Linked DNA regions of Homo sapiens: region 2 is linked to region 1. Evidence: chromatin contacts called from ENCODE Hi-C or POLR2A ChIA-PET data. All regions are on one chromosome and are shown on one strand. Each heading gives the region's core, a stretch centred on a gene start or an enhancer-like site at or near the end of the contact. The rest is flanking DNA. Distances are from core to core; before and after follow the strand shown. Region 1 overlaps CEMIP (cell migration inducing hyaluronidase 1). Region 2 has its middle 41 kb from the start of CFAP161.

Region 1 (6,584 bases), core at 2,736-5,235:
TGGGTAAGAGAAAAACACCCACCACAGAAGACTTAACCTCGTGTTGATAATGTGTGTAGTTATGCATAATGACAAGTAAATAAGGAACTTTGAGGGCGTTGGTCTAACACACCCAAATTAATTATGTGCCTCTCAACATCTTCCAGTTTCAGAGAGCAGAAGGGGGAAAGACGTCCTGAATGAAAGCAAATAATTGGACAGGTTACACAGCCAAGCTAGGCAAGGAGTTTGTGCCCTTCAAATTTCACTATTGCACCAACCTGCTGCCACCCATGTCAATCTCAAAACCTGCAGCTCCAACGCTTACCCTCTTAATGTGATATTCTGAGCCAGGGCACAGAGATACTAGCAAGTCTGCTTTTTACACTTCTTAAACTGTATTTTCATCAGAAGTCAGAAGACCTGGACTACCTTTCTCTATTCTGTGTCCTACCAATATATGTAAAGCACTTATAAAGTGACTGTAAGTAGTAGGTCTCAGGAAATGCTAGTAAGTAGCTCTCCTCTCAGGACAACATTCATGCCTGAATGTCTCAGTTCTGGAGATACAATGGTGACTGAGATGGACTAGTTCCTGATCTCATGGAGTGTTGAGCTTGACAGACACCACACCGAGGAGACACAATCTCTATCTCTGCAAGGGAACACTAGAGCACATGCCTTGGCCATTCAGATTCTTGTTCTAGGACCAGCTACTGCCCATAGCTTGCCAAAGGTTTAAAGTTTGTAAATTCCCCCAAAGTCACAGCATGGCCATCTCTACATACAGTGTCTGCTAATTCAATCAGCTACATTGACAATTGGAAGAGACATGCTATTTTGTATACCTAGTATGTACAAGATCATAACTCTAAGAAGTTGCCGTGTATTAGTTCACATAGTACACAGAATAATATATAATCATCCTATTTTAGGGGATGGATAAGCAACTGAGGCACAGAAAGGTGAAGTAACCTGTCCAAAGTCAAGCAGCTAACCAGTGCAGGAGGTAGATTTATAACTGGGACTGCTGGGCTCCAAAGCTTATGCCCTTTCCCAGTTTATTACACCAGCTCTAATATTCTACAACCCAAGGAAGATATAAAGTAGACAGCATGCAAACTGGTGGAGAAAGAATATGGAGAACAGTTTATTTTGCAGTCAACAAAACCTAACTGGGCCCTTCCTGGAATACTTCATTATTTCTCTCTTTTTGTCTGATTAGAACCATCTTGGAGATATTGGTGATCTGAATTTAATGTGTTTCTGTTGAATGGAAGAACCCAGCCTTTGTGACTTTCTCTCCTCTGGCTACTTGGTGGGCATACTCAGATTTGCTTTAAGACCACATACAGGGATGGCACTAAAAGAATATTTGTGGGTGGGTTTATTTTGCTAAAATCACCCAAATGTCTGATGACAACTACAGTGCAGAGAAGAGATGAGGACTACGGAAGGTCACCCAGGGGGCATCGGCAGACCAGACCGCATTCAGAGTATCCATCTCATCCAGTTAAGCTTTGAGGAAATTTGAGCTGAATCTGCATCCTTCGTGGTGACTACTCCCTCCTCCCCAAAGGGGAGTCTCACTTGAAATGCTGTCCCTTTATCCCACTTTCCCTCTGCCGCCTCTGCTGCAGGTCAGTCAACAAGGCAGTTAGAAATGTGTCCAAGAATTCATGAAGAATTATGAAAAAATCATAATATCTGCACAGCTCACAAAAAGCCAGCACAGAGGCCACAGGATAAACCCTCCTCACCCCAGCCCTGAGACTGCATACAGCAAACAGGGATGCATCGGTCCAAAGGGATATTGTGAGACAAGGGCCTGGGATTAGGAGCCTCGGAAAATTTTCCTCAAGGGCTTGGAGCCTCTACTTGCAGCGGGAAGAAACCTCATGTTGGCAGCGACTCGAACCACAAGACCCCTGAAATGTCCCTGATTTAATCTTCTCTCTATCACCTTCTGGGCCCTATTACCCTGGTACCAACAATTCACTTCGGACAGCGCAGTTATCCTTCTTGCTGAAGGGTATTTACTGAGCCCTAGCAGTGACATTATCCGATAATCTAGAGTGAGAAGTGGGATTCTGGAATGCATTTCTTACCAAGAACACCACCCTTGGGAGGGAGGAAGACAAGCCCAACCTTAGATACCTGCCACCAGGTACAAGGACCTAACACCCACCAATTGATCACACACTTCACTCAGGTGAAAAGCTGAACTCCCTGACTCAGCTTTTAAGGATCTACAGCCCTGCCCCACCTTTATGATCTCATTTCCAGCCACAGGAAACTTCTAGTTCTTCTCTAAATATCTTTTTTTTTTTTTAATCCTCTGCATTCAGTTCAAGATATTCCTTCCTTCTTAACCCTCCATTCTCTGGCCTGGGAGAAATTGTACTTTTCTTTAAGGCCCAATCAAATATCACTTCCTCCATGTTACCTTGTCTCTTTCCCCAGCAAAGTAGTTTACCATCACTTTGTAGTGCTTCCATATTGCTTTGTTTATGCCTCTGTTACAGCATGGATTGTAGGTAGTTGAATGTATGTCTGTCTCCTCAACTAAACTGTGAGCTTTTCCATTGCAGGGAAATGCAACGGAGTCATCTCTGAAACCCAAGTATCTAGAAAGAATGGGCGGGTCAATGATGAGTGCATTCGGGTTACAATTACTCTCAACGAATTCAACTCTATGAATACTGTTCTATGAGTCTGATCTACTGTGAATTCTAATATTCCCCTCAACATGTTTTTTCAAAAGTCAAGATTTGAGCAACATTAGTTATTATGAAGAGCTTTTGGACTCACGGTGACATAGGTCTGAGTTCCAACTCCACCACCTTGAGCCGAGTGACCCCCACCTGGAGCTGCATAAGTGATGCGGCTTCACTGACCTTCTCCATCTGCAAAACAGGACAATGTCTTGTTCACAGTTGTCAGGAAGTTTAAATAAGATGATGCATGCAATGCTGTCTGCGTGAGTCTGAATGTTTTAGTTGCCCAATAAGCACTGAATATTAATGATGCTGATGGAAATAACCATAAAGCCACAGGAGTACAGACCTCTGAGAAATTGACTTTAGTCAGGCTTTAGTCTCATTCAAATACCAGAGCAGAATACACAAGAGTGAACATCAAATGTAGTGAGAAATGTACATGCTTGGGGGGCTGGTGTTCAGACGCAGGACTCATTCATTTGAATATTTAAAAAATATTTGAGCACCTACTATGTGCTAGCCCTTGGGAGTAAAACAGAACATGAAAAGTCTCTGCCTTTGAGCCAAGTAGGGGTCCTGTCTCTGAATGAAGAAAGGACTCTTTATTGTATTGGGACGTGGCTGAGATGAGAAGCCATCTCCACTGAGGGAAACCACAGACTTCTGCACCACGTATCCCACAATGGCCACTAAGGGCCCTTCATGAGCAGGGCTCTATTCAAATAGTGACTCTGCCTCTCTGCCCCTCGTTCCCCCTGAGCTCAGAGGGGTGATGTCCTCAAACAACCTCAACAGAGCAGAAGCTCAAGTTCATGCTTATTACACAAGATTCAACGGAAGTATCATCTTTTTGTATGTCAAAAATAGCTTTTTATTTAAATAAATTTTATATGGAGATGTTTAAAGTAAAAATGAACTTCACTACATGGTCATTCTCAGAAAACTCCAGGATATGTTAATGTGTCACCATTTGTAACATTACACTGTGATTTTAAAATGTAGAACAGATTTCAGCTGTTTCTCAGTCACCTGGAAAGTTCAGGCATACACATAACCCACAATTATGTGGTCAGAGGAATCTCCAAGCCTCTTCAAAGCTACCAACTAAACAGACACCACTGAGATGACCACGCCTTTTTATTTAAAAAAAAAATCATTTAAGCAAGAAGAAATCTCTGCATATGGAAGTCCCAAAGCCAAAATCCTCCAACTGCTTTCTCTCTCACTACCAGGAACTGAATTGAGAAATCTGATGAACTCTGTGGCTTCTTAAGCAGTCACAGACTAGTGACACATCAGCCCAGCAGAATTTGCAAAACATTCTACTACGGAGCACCACAATTCCTGCCCTCTCCGAAAAGGAAGGGAAGTAAGGGAGAAGGGAAGAGAGCAACGTCAGATCCCAAGTCTGAAGAGGACACACGTTCCTGTCTTCTCCACTTTCTCTGGAAGCCCCACACCCCAAATTCAAATCAACAGGGCTCAGAGGAGCCTTTAGCATCACCAAAGGGCTTGTCTGCCTTGTCTCTGGTACTGATCTCTGCCTGGGAGACCACAGCAGAACCCACACCAACTGGGATGCTAACCTTCCAAACAGAATGGGCCCTGGAAGTGGGTGTTTACCAGGGACAGGATGAGAGTGAGATAAGAAAGGCACTCGCCTTGGGTGCAAAACTGAAGAGGCCACCAAAAAACTCAATAATCAATATAAAGAATAGTGCAATGCAACACTTTAAAAACCAAAATTAGCACCAAAAATTTCATGATGAATGAAATATCAAAATTCTAAATAAAGATAGGGTCAATATTATTGATTTTTTTTTTTGCCTCTAGTGCTTATGTTTCCTTGTGTCTAATATAAAGCTTTAGAGTCGTCTGGCCGTGAGCATGGGGCTCAGCTGCAAGCACCAGTTGGAGCGGAAGAGAGATGAGCAGGCTCACTCATGGCTCAGCAACGTTAGTGCAAAACAACCTTTTGCTGAGTAACATGCAAATGGATCTAAAACATATGGATTAAACGCCTCTGAAAATAAACAGGGTTTTAAAAGGAAAGGAAAGGAAAAGTACTTAGCCACTATGTTTGAGGTTTTCCTGAACCCAAACCTTTGGAAAACTAGCATTAGAGTGAATTACTCAGTGCCTGTAACACAATCAGCTTTGAAATAGGCTTGTCATAAACCACCGGTTTCTTCTAAAAGAAATGTTTTTCTTTTTCTTTTTCTTTTTTCTTTTTTCTTTTTTTTTTTTTTTGAGATGGAGTTTCACTCTTGCTGCCCAGGCTGGAGTGCAGTGGCGCAATCTCAGCTCACTGCAACTTCCACCTCTCGGGTTCAAGCAATTCTCCTTCCTCAGCCTCCGGAGTAGCTGGGATTACAGGCATGTGTCACCATGCCTGGCTAATTTTTGTATTTTTAGTAGAGACAGCATTTCACCATGTTGGCCAGGCTCATTTCAAACTCCTGACCTCAAGTGATCTGGCTGCCTCAGCCTCTCAAAGTGCTGGGATTACAGGTGTGAGCCACCTCACCCGGCCTTAAAAAAAATTTATTTTAATGGTTCACCCAAACTAGCTCCTCTATGCACTCCTTTTGGGGCTCATTCCTACTGTTCTTTACAAGAAGGAGCATGACTTTGCACACCGACAGGGGCCTGGGAGGCACTGGAGACCCAGGATTCAGTAGGACTCCTGAGGCGAGCCTTTAGGGGGCTTGAGGAGACCAAGCTGGGAATAAGTCCCTCACGGCATGACAAGAGTCCTATAGAGAAGGCAAACAAGTAATGCTTTGGACTAAGAGCCAGACAGACACCCAAGGGCATCAGCCTATACCATCTCTGTAACTCTGAGCATCAGTGTTTTTGTCTCCTCGCTGCAGATACCACTGCCTCCTCTGGAAGCTGGAGAGAAGGGCCCACACATGGTGAGAGCCCAGGCAGCAGCCACTGTGTACAAGTGGATGGCTCAGGTTCACCACTGGCCAGCCCCCTAAGACAGTTCCATGGGATTTTAGAAACCGGCATCTGTGGCTACCAGTGCTAAGAGATCAGCGCAACCAAGGATCCAACCTAAGTCCAGCTTTGAGGAAAAATCTAGGAAGTAGGAGAGAGAGAGGCTGAATCCCAAGGTCTGGGAGTCAGTCTTTGTTTTAGTATGTTCCAGTTGCTATGGTGATGTGGGCTGACGCAAAGGCCTCCAGACAGGGGGCTGGATTCCCCCAGAAAGAGATGCTGCTGATCACCCACCAACACTCAGCCTTCTTTGACACTGTCCAGGGCAAGTGTTTTGGTATGGCCAGTAGAAGGAGCCCCAGGCAACTGCAAATGCCCATCCTGGAGGGAAACCCATCTGCCAGGGGGCCCCTTCCCTCTGCTAGAGTTCCTCACATACCTAGCAGGGTTCTTCCAGAGGTGAAGGTATTGTCTAAACTCTCTAGACTGAACAAGCCTTACTCTCACCATCTTCAATAATTCATATGATTATGTTTTTAGAGCTGGCTCCAGGCCCAGAAGGGGCTCTTCAGTTCCCTTTCTAAGGACTGGGACCACTCATCAGTGAGGGGCAGCCTCTCTTCGGGTGTTATCCCATTCAGGGCATCATTTTCTCCCTTGAGGAGAGCTTTGTAGGAGGCAGACAGAAGCCACAGCTAAAAATTGGAGCCACCACCCGCAACCCTGCGCCTCTGCAGCAGAGCTCTTCCATTCCTGTCTATCTGACTTGCCTCCTCTTTTCAAGCCCCACCTTCAAAACATCTTGCGATCAATCAAATTTGGCTTTTTGACATCAATGAAAAAGGATGCAAGTTCCTGGATAGACCTTGCCAAATTTTAAACCCTGAAAATAAGATTTCTTTTTCCTTACCAGGTTTTATATAAAAAATATTGGGAGGT
Region 2 (6,584 bases), core at 2,782-5,281, 300 kb before region 1:
TTTTTAGTAGAGACGGGGTTTCACCATGTTGGCCATGCTGGCCTCAAACGCCTGACTTCAAGTGATCCACCTGCCTCTCAAAGTGCTGGAATTACAGGTGTGAGCCACGCGCACAGCCTAATCATCAGTTCTAAGACAGCTGCTTGTCTCTGCATAAAAGAGGGAGCACTTGTCTTCTGGGTCTCCACACACCTGAGGAACAGCAGCGCCTCACCAAGAGTTGATGCTGAGATAGCCCCAGGGTTTTCAGCTTGAGACTTTTATGTCTAGAAAGAACTCTCTCTCTGTTTTCAGTCTTCCGTTTTTGTGTCTGCTGTTATGAAGACCTCCTGAAATAGCTGGCTCAGTCTCTCTCAGTCCTGTGACTCCGGAAGCCTGGTCCTGTCTCTCTGAAGTTATTTCTGGTTGGGAAGTTGGTCTCTCAGTATATCTGACTCTAGTGAGACCTGAGGGTCAAGACCCCACAGTCACTTTAGGCCACCACAGACCTCATGAGGTTGGCAAAAACAGACTTCTGTTGTCCTTATCAGTCAGTGCCAGGGGAAGGGAGAGGTCAGAGAGAGACAGCGAGACAGAGAGAGAGCATCACAAGGTCAGAGGAGGGGGCGGCCAGGATGCCCAGAAGGAAGAGTAATTCTGTATTCCCTTCCCCGCTTAGAAGTCGTAGCTTCATTCTGGGTAGCCTCGTGTGGCCATTTTGCAGCCCCGCCAGGGCAGTTCTGTGAAGCACTTTCTCTGAATTTTGCTCAACACATCCAATCAATAAGATTGAAGACACACTGCAAATGGAGCCCACCGGAAGTGAGGGCACCAGAACCACTGTGCAGGGAGTGTCACTTAAAGATGCAGCTCAGTCCTGCCTCACCAGGAGTGCAAAACCTCAACCCATTGTTCTTATCATTACCATTATGATTATTACTACTATTAACAACAACAATGATAAGAATGGTGTTATGAGTGTGAAGAGCTTGGCAGTCAAGTACAAAACTGAGGCATAGGCCGGGCACAGTGGCTCATGTCTTAGTCCCTGCACTTTGGGAGGCCAAGGCAGGAGAATCGCTTGAGCCCAGGAGTTTGAGACCAGCTTTGGCCACATAGTGGGACCCTGTCTCTACAAAAAAATAAAATAACCAGGTGTAGTAGAGCATGCCTGTCATCCCAGCTACTCAGGAGTCTGAGGTAGGAGGATCGCTTGAGCCCTGGTGGTTGAGGCTGCAGTAAGCTGTGATTACGCCACTGCACTTCAGCCTGGGTGACAGAGCGAGAACCTGTCTCAAAAAAAAACCTGTCTCGTGTGTGTGTGTGTGTGTGTGTGTGTGTGTGTGAAAAACAAAACTGAGGCTTGTATTTCCCCAAAAGAAATTAGGTGTGTTTTAATCTCTCCATATGCCAGGATTGGCATGAAGTCCAAAATCAACTATTCTTCCCTATGACCAAACATAGAGAAATCTAGGCAACTGATAGGTGTCCAAAAACAATGTTTCTTTGTGTGGGGGCATCTTTCTGTTGTTTTTTTCTTGTTTCCCCCAAAGCCACTACTGCATACTAGCCATTCCCCAACTGTCTAACAGTGAGGTTCTGGATGAAACCCTCTTGCTTGCCCAAATACTCATCCAGCAGGGTAAGTCCTCTGCAGTGGTGAGATGCTTCCATCAGTTGTGCCTTTCCTCCCAACCTGGCCACCTGGCACCTTGCTCTAGGCCTCAAGGGACCGGTATATTATGCCAAGTCCCCCACTGACACCCACACATATATCCCCTGGGAGGTTCTGACCCTTGAAGGCATGTGATCTTGTGCCCTGGTCTCCTTCCCAATCAATCTGAAGCTGCTTCCTTACCTGGGATCCAAGTCCCATCATCTAGGGTTGAGACATTTCCCTCTTCTCACTGCATTAACCTGCAACCCCTAGCCCTTGGCTAATCCATCCTGCAGGGAAGATCTATCCCCTCACACAGTAGAAGAAGTTTGCCCTTCAGAGTCTTTAATTTTCAAAAGCAAAGCCTTCCCTGGAGTCTTCTTGGTTGAATTCTCCAAGGAGCCAACTCTGAGAAAAGGAATGAGTGTAAGTAGGTGAATGGGAAGCGATCCCAGGACCCTAGTAGGGGCGGAGGGAAGTGAGACGGGGAATGGAAGGAGCCTACAAAGGGCACCTCATCACATAAATTTCCACTGTGGGCAACTGGGGCTTCATCTCTCTGGGGAACTCTGGGAGGTAACACAGAACACAAACCTCAACTGTATCCCACCTGAGGAGGGAGGGATTTGGGGTATTTATCCACCAGCTCCCACCAGTCATTGGTTGAAGATTGCTGGCGAAGAGTACGAATTCCTAAGCACTTCCAACCATGTGGGGACAGAGTGGGCTCAGGTGGCTAGGAAAGTCCCCAGTCCCCAAGCAAAAAGGATAAAAGAAAGACACAGGTGCTAGAAGTTGGAAGTCAGGTCAAAGTGCCAGGAAAAGGTAAGAGCTAAGGGGACGGGGTGGGCCAAGGGGAGTATCACTCCCACTGAGGAGAGGAAGTCCAGTCTTCATGAACACTAAGGCATGACCATCAAAGGACCTTGCAGGGGAGAGAAAAATAGTTTTCTTATTCTGCTTAAAAATCCAGGGCAGCAAATTTACTAATTAAATAACTAATGTTTATTGTTGTTGTTTGTTGTTGTTGTTGTTGTTTGAGATGGAGTCTCACTCTGTTGCCCAGGCCGGAGTGCAATGGTGCTATCTTGGCTCACTGCAATCTCTGCCACCCAGGTTCAAGCAATTCTCCTGCCTCAGCCTCCTGAGTAGCTGGGATTACAGGCGCCCGCCACCACACCCAGCTAATTTTTGTATTTTTAGTAGAGACGGGGTTTCACCATGTTGGCCAGGCTGGTCTTGAACTCCTAACCTCAGGGGATCTGCCCACCTCGGCCTCCCAAAGTGCTGGGATTACAGGCGTAAATAACTAATGTTTAAAATTCCTAATAACTCATCCTATTAAACATTTCTCATCCTAAGCATCTATTATGTATCTACCACTATATTAGGCACTTCACATTTGATATTGCTTTTAATCTCCACAACAGCCCTGCAGGACAGATCTATCCCCTCGTACAGCAGAAGAAATGGCACAGAGAGCTTGGACAGCACAGGCTCAAGATAGGGTAGCTCCTAAAAAGCTAACTGCCACTCCATTGTCAACCAGAAGGGAAAGGAACTTTTAGTCTTGCCATCTGCATGCAAACCTAGTGGATGATTAGAGAAATATAGGATAAAGAAACTACCACAGAACAACCTCAGAAATGGATACCTATGATAAATTAAGATCCCCAGAGGCAGAAACAAAGACCACCTAGATTAGACAATCTTTTTTACATATGTTTTCAGCTAAACCTAGGTTGGGCCAACCTGTGTGAACCTTCCAGGCAGTCTCATATATTTGACCTTATTTTAGCTGCGCAGCGTGCTTTGAGGTAGATCTCTCTGTTTTATGACAAAGAAAATGAGGTGCAAACAATTAGGTAAATTGCTCGAGATCATGGTTAATCTGTATCAAAGCTGGGATCAAGCCTAGCTCCAGCTCCATTCGTACTGACACACAGATACAAGCAAGCTACTGAAATGCATTACCAGGAAAGATCATGATTTCATTTTTTGAAGTTATTTTTCAAAAAAGAATGGACCACTGTCCTTGGGGAAGTCATTTGGTACGCTGCCAACACAGCCGCAAAGGGTAAGTAGGAACTAACTAGGTCTTCCGCTCATGTTCCTGTCCAGGCTAAGAAGTTAATTCTCTTCAATTGTTTCTGCCTCCTTCTTTCCTTCTTCCTTCCCTCTTGTCTCATTTGTTTTCTCCTTTTGCCTACTCTCATCTCCTTGTCTATAAGGGTCAGGATCTCTGTAAAGCTCTAACTTGGTTTCTGCTTTTTTCCTCCAGACTCCAAGATGAATCATCTGGTGCTCATGTTGCTATAATTACCGGCACATTTGTACGGTGCAGGGTGGAGGGAGAAGAGTTAGCTCACCGTGAGGCTGGGAAAGGAATGGCCTTGATCTAAGCTGCAGCCTGGTTCTAATTTTAGCAACAACGAAGCATTGGACTTCCTGGAGGTATCAGATTGCCCGTGTTCTCTGCTCCCTGAGCTGGGCTGACACTAGACATATGGAAGAGATTCAGATCACAAGAATCACCAAATCAACTCTCACCTCTGGGTCATCGTGCCCAACCTCTGTCTCAGAAAGTAGGGACAAGGTGTCTCGCAATGTCAGAGCTTAGCGATCTCCTCGTAAAACTCCTTGAGTGATACACAAAGCAGGGGTAAAGAGGAAAACAGAATTCCCCATCATGAAAGGCCAGCAGAGCCAGGTCTAGCACCCAGGTCTTCCGGCGTCCAGTCTCCGGTGTTCCTTCTGACATCACCCTCTAAAGGTTAGGGCTTTAGCCGGAGGATTTATTGTTTCCCTTTTGAAGTATGGGCCATTCAGAAATATTTCTTTTTTTTTTTTATTATACTTTAAGTTTTAGGGTACATGTGCACAATGTGCAGGTTAGTTACATATATATACATGTGCCATGCTGGTGCGCTGCACCCACTAACTCGTCATCTAGCATTAGGTATATCTCCCGATGCTATCCCTCCCCCCTCCCCCCACCCCCCACCCCACAACAGTCCCCAGAGCGTGATATTCCCCTTCCTGTGTCCATGTGTTCTCATTGTTCAATTCCCACCTATGAGTGAGAATATGCGGTGTTTGGTTTTTTGTTCTTGCGATAGTTTACTGAGAATGATGATTTCCAATTTCATCCATGTCCCTACAAAGGACATGAACTCATCATTTTTTATGGCTGCATAGTATTCCATGGTGTATATGTGCCACATTTTCTTAATCCAGTCTATCATTGTTGGACATTTGGGTTGGTTCCAAGTCTTTGCTATTGTGAATAATGCCTCAATAAACATACGTGTGCATGTGTCTTTATAGCAGCATGATTTATAGTCCTTTGGGTATATACCCAGTAATGGGATGGCTGGGTCAAATGGTATTTCTAGTTCTAGATCCCTGAGGAATCGCCACACTGACTTCCACAATGGTTGAACTAGTTTACGGTCCCACCAACAGTGTAAAAGTGTTCCTATTTCTCCACATCCTCTCCAGCACCTGTTGTTTCCTGACTTTTTAATGATTGCCATTCTAACTGGTGTGAGATGGTATCTCATTGTGGTGTTGGTTTGCATTTCTCTGATGGCCAGTGATGGTGAGCATTTTTTCATGTGTTTTTTGGCTGCATAAATGTCTTCTTTTGAGAAGTGTCTGTTCATGTCCTTTGACCACTTTTTGATGGGGTTGTTTGTTTTTTTCTTGTAAATTTGTTTGAGTTCATTGTAGATTCTGGATATTAGCCCTTTGTCAGATGAGTAGGTTGCGAAAATTTTCTCCCATTCTGTCGGTTGGCTGTTCATTCTGATGGTAGTTTCTTTTGCTGTGCAGAAGCTCTTTAGTTTAATTAGATCCCATTTGTCAATTTTGGCTTTTGTTGCCATTGCTTTGCCATTCAGAAATATTTCTAAATAATTTCCCCTACTAATTCTATATCGTTAATGAGGTAAAATTTACACACAGTGGAATGCACAGATATCATGCATATAATTTAATGAATTTTGAAAAAGGTACCACCCCTATCAAGACAAAGAATACTTCCATCACCCCCAGAAAATGCCCCCATGTTTCCCTTTCTAGTCAATTTCCCAGTCCACCCCTTAGCCAACTGCAGTTCTAATTTTTATCAACATGGATTAGTTTTGCTGATTCTTAACTTCAAATAAATGGAATCATGGTATCTGGGAGGCGGACAGGATTCTAACCCTTAGCTTCTTGCAGGTCCTATGCCTGATGGTCCCAGTTACATTTCTCCTATCCAAGCCACTTCTTGCTGGACTGAGTGGGAAGAACTCTTAACTCTGGGGCTCCATCCCCTAAGCTCATGATGTGGAAAATTTAAAATGAGGCCACAGTGATCTCTGTTGCATTTTCAACTTAGAGGACATTCAATTTAGTTTTCTGCCATGAGCCAGGCTTATACTCCTGAGAGTTCTTTATTCCATCCTTCCAGATCTCCTGGAGCAAAGTCTGTGTACATTTTAGTTACTTAATAATGACTCTTCCTCCTTCAATTAACCTGAATGTTTTTTATTTCATTACAACGCAAGCCCATTTCTACATGTTTTCTCCCCAGTGAAGCTGTTGAACAATTGGTCAATAGTACAGTAATGCAATAAGAAATCTACTTATATTTCACCCTATGATCTCACTGGGCATAGATTTTCTGTATCCATTCTGAAGAATTTGGCATTGAACATAGGTTTGTGTTACAATTGCTACATACAAACTTGAATTTGAATTATAACTCTACCAGCAACTGGTCCTATTTTCGAGTCTTGTTATTGTCTGTCCTTGGCAATGCAGTTGTCCCCGGTGGAAAGCATGTGTGCATTAGTGAGCCACACCTCCTTGAGGGTGTCTCTCACCTGGGGTCAGCTGTGCACATAGCTCCCCTAAGTAGCCTTTGCCTAATCTTGCCTTTACCTCTCTTGCCTATACCTCA

What was found. A loop is a pair of places that touch in the nucleus more often than their neighbours do. ChIA-PET counts read pairs that join two places held with the same protein, here RNA polymerase II (POLR2A). Pooled maps may share reads with other maps.
Region 2: POLR2A ChIA-PET joins it to region 1 with 10 read pairs in RWPE1. The contact joins two enhancer-like sites. A Hi-C loop is called at or near these places in 2 of 168 maps with a recorded cell type or tissue (breast epithelium and mammary epithelial cell) and 2 of 50 pooled maps. POLR2A ChIA-PET finds 5 or more read pairs at or near these places in 1 of 52 experiments (RWPE1).

Annotation. Positions count from the first base shown.
Region 1 is chr15:80,786,837-80,793,420 of GRCh38, reverse strand. All of the region lies in intron 1 of CEMIP (cell migration inducing hyaluronidase 1), which reads right to left. Among named protein-coding and RNA genes, the nearest start is that of CEMIP, 11 kb to the right of the region's middle. Within about 2 kb of position 3,985, at least 3 of the 41 ENCODE cell types and tissues checked have a DNase peak (open chromatin) inside an H3K27ac peak, as active enhancers do.
Region 2 is chr15:81,089,823-81,096,406 of GRCh38, reverse strand. No RefSeq gene overlaps it. Among named protein-coding and RNA genes, the nearest start is that of CFAP161, 41 kb to the left of the region's middle. Within about 2 kb of position 4,031, at least 12 of the 41 ENCODE cell types and tissues checked have a DNase peak (open chromatin) inside an H3K27ac peak, as active enhancers do.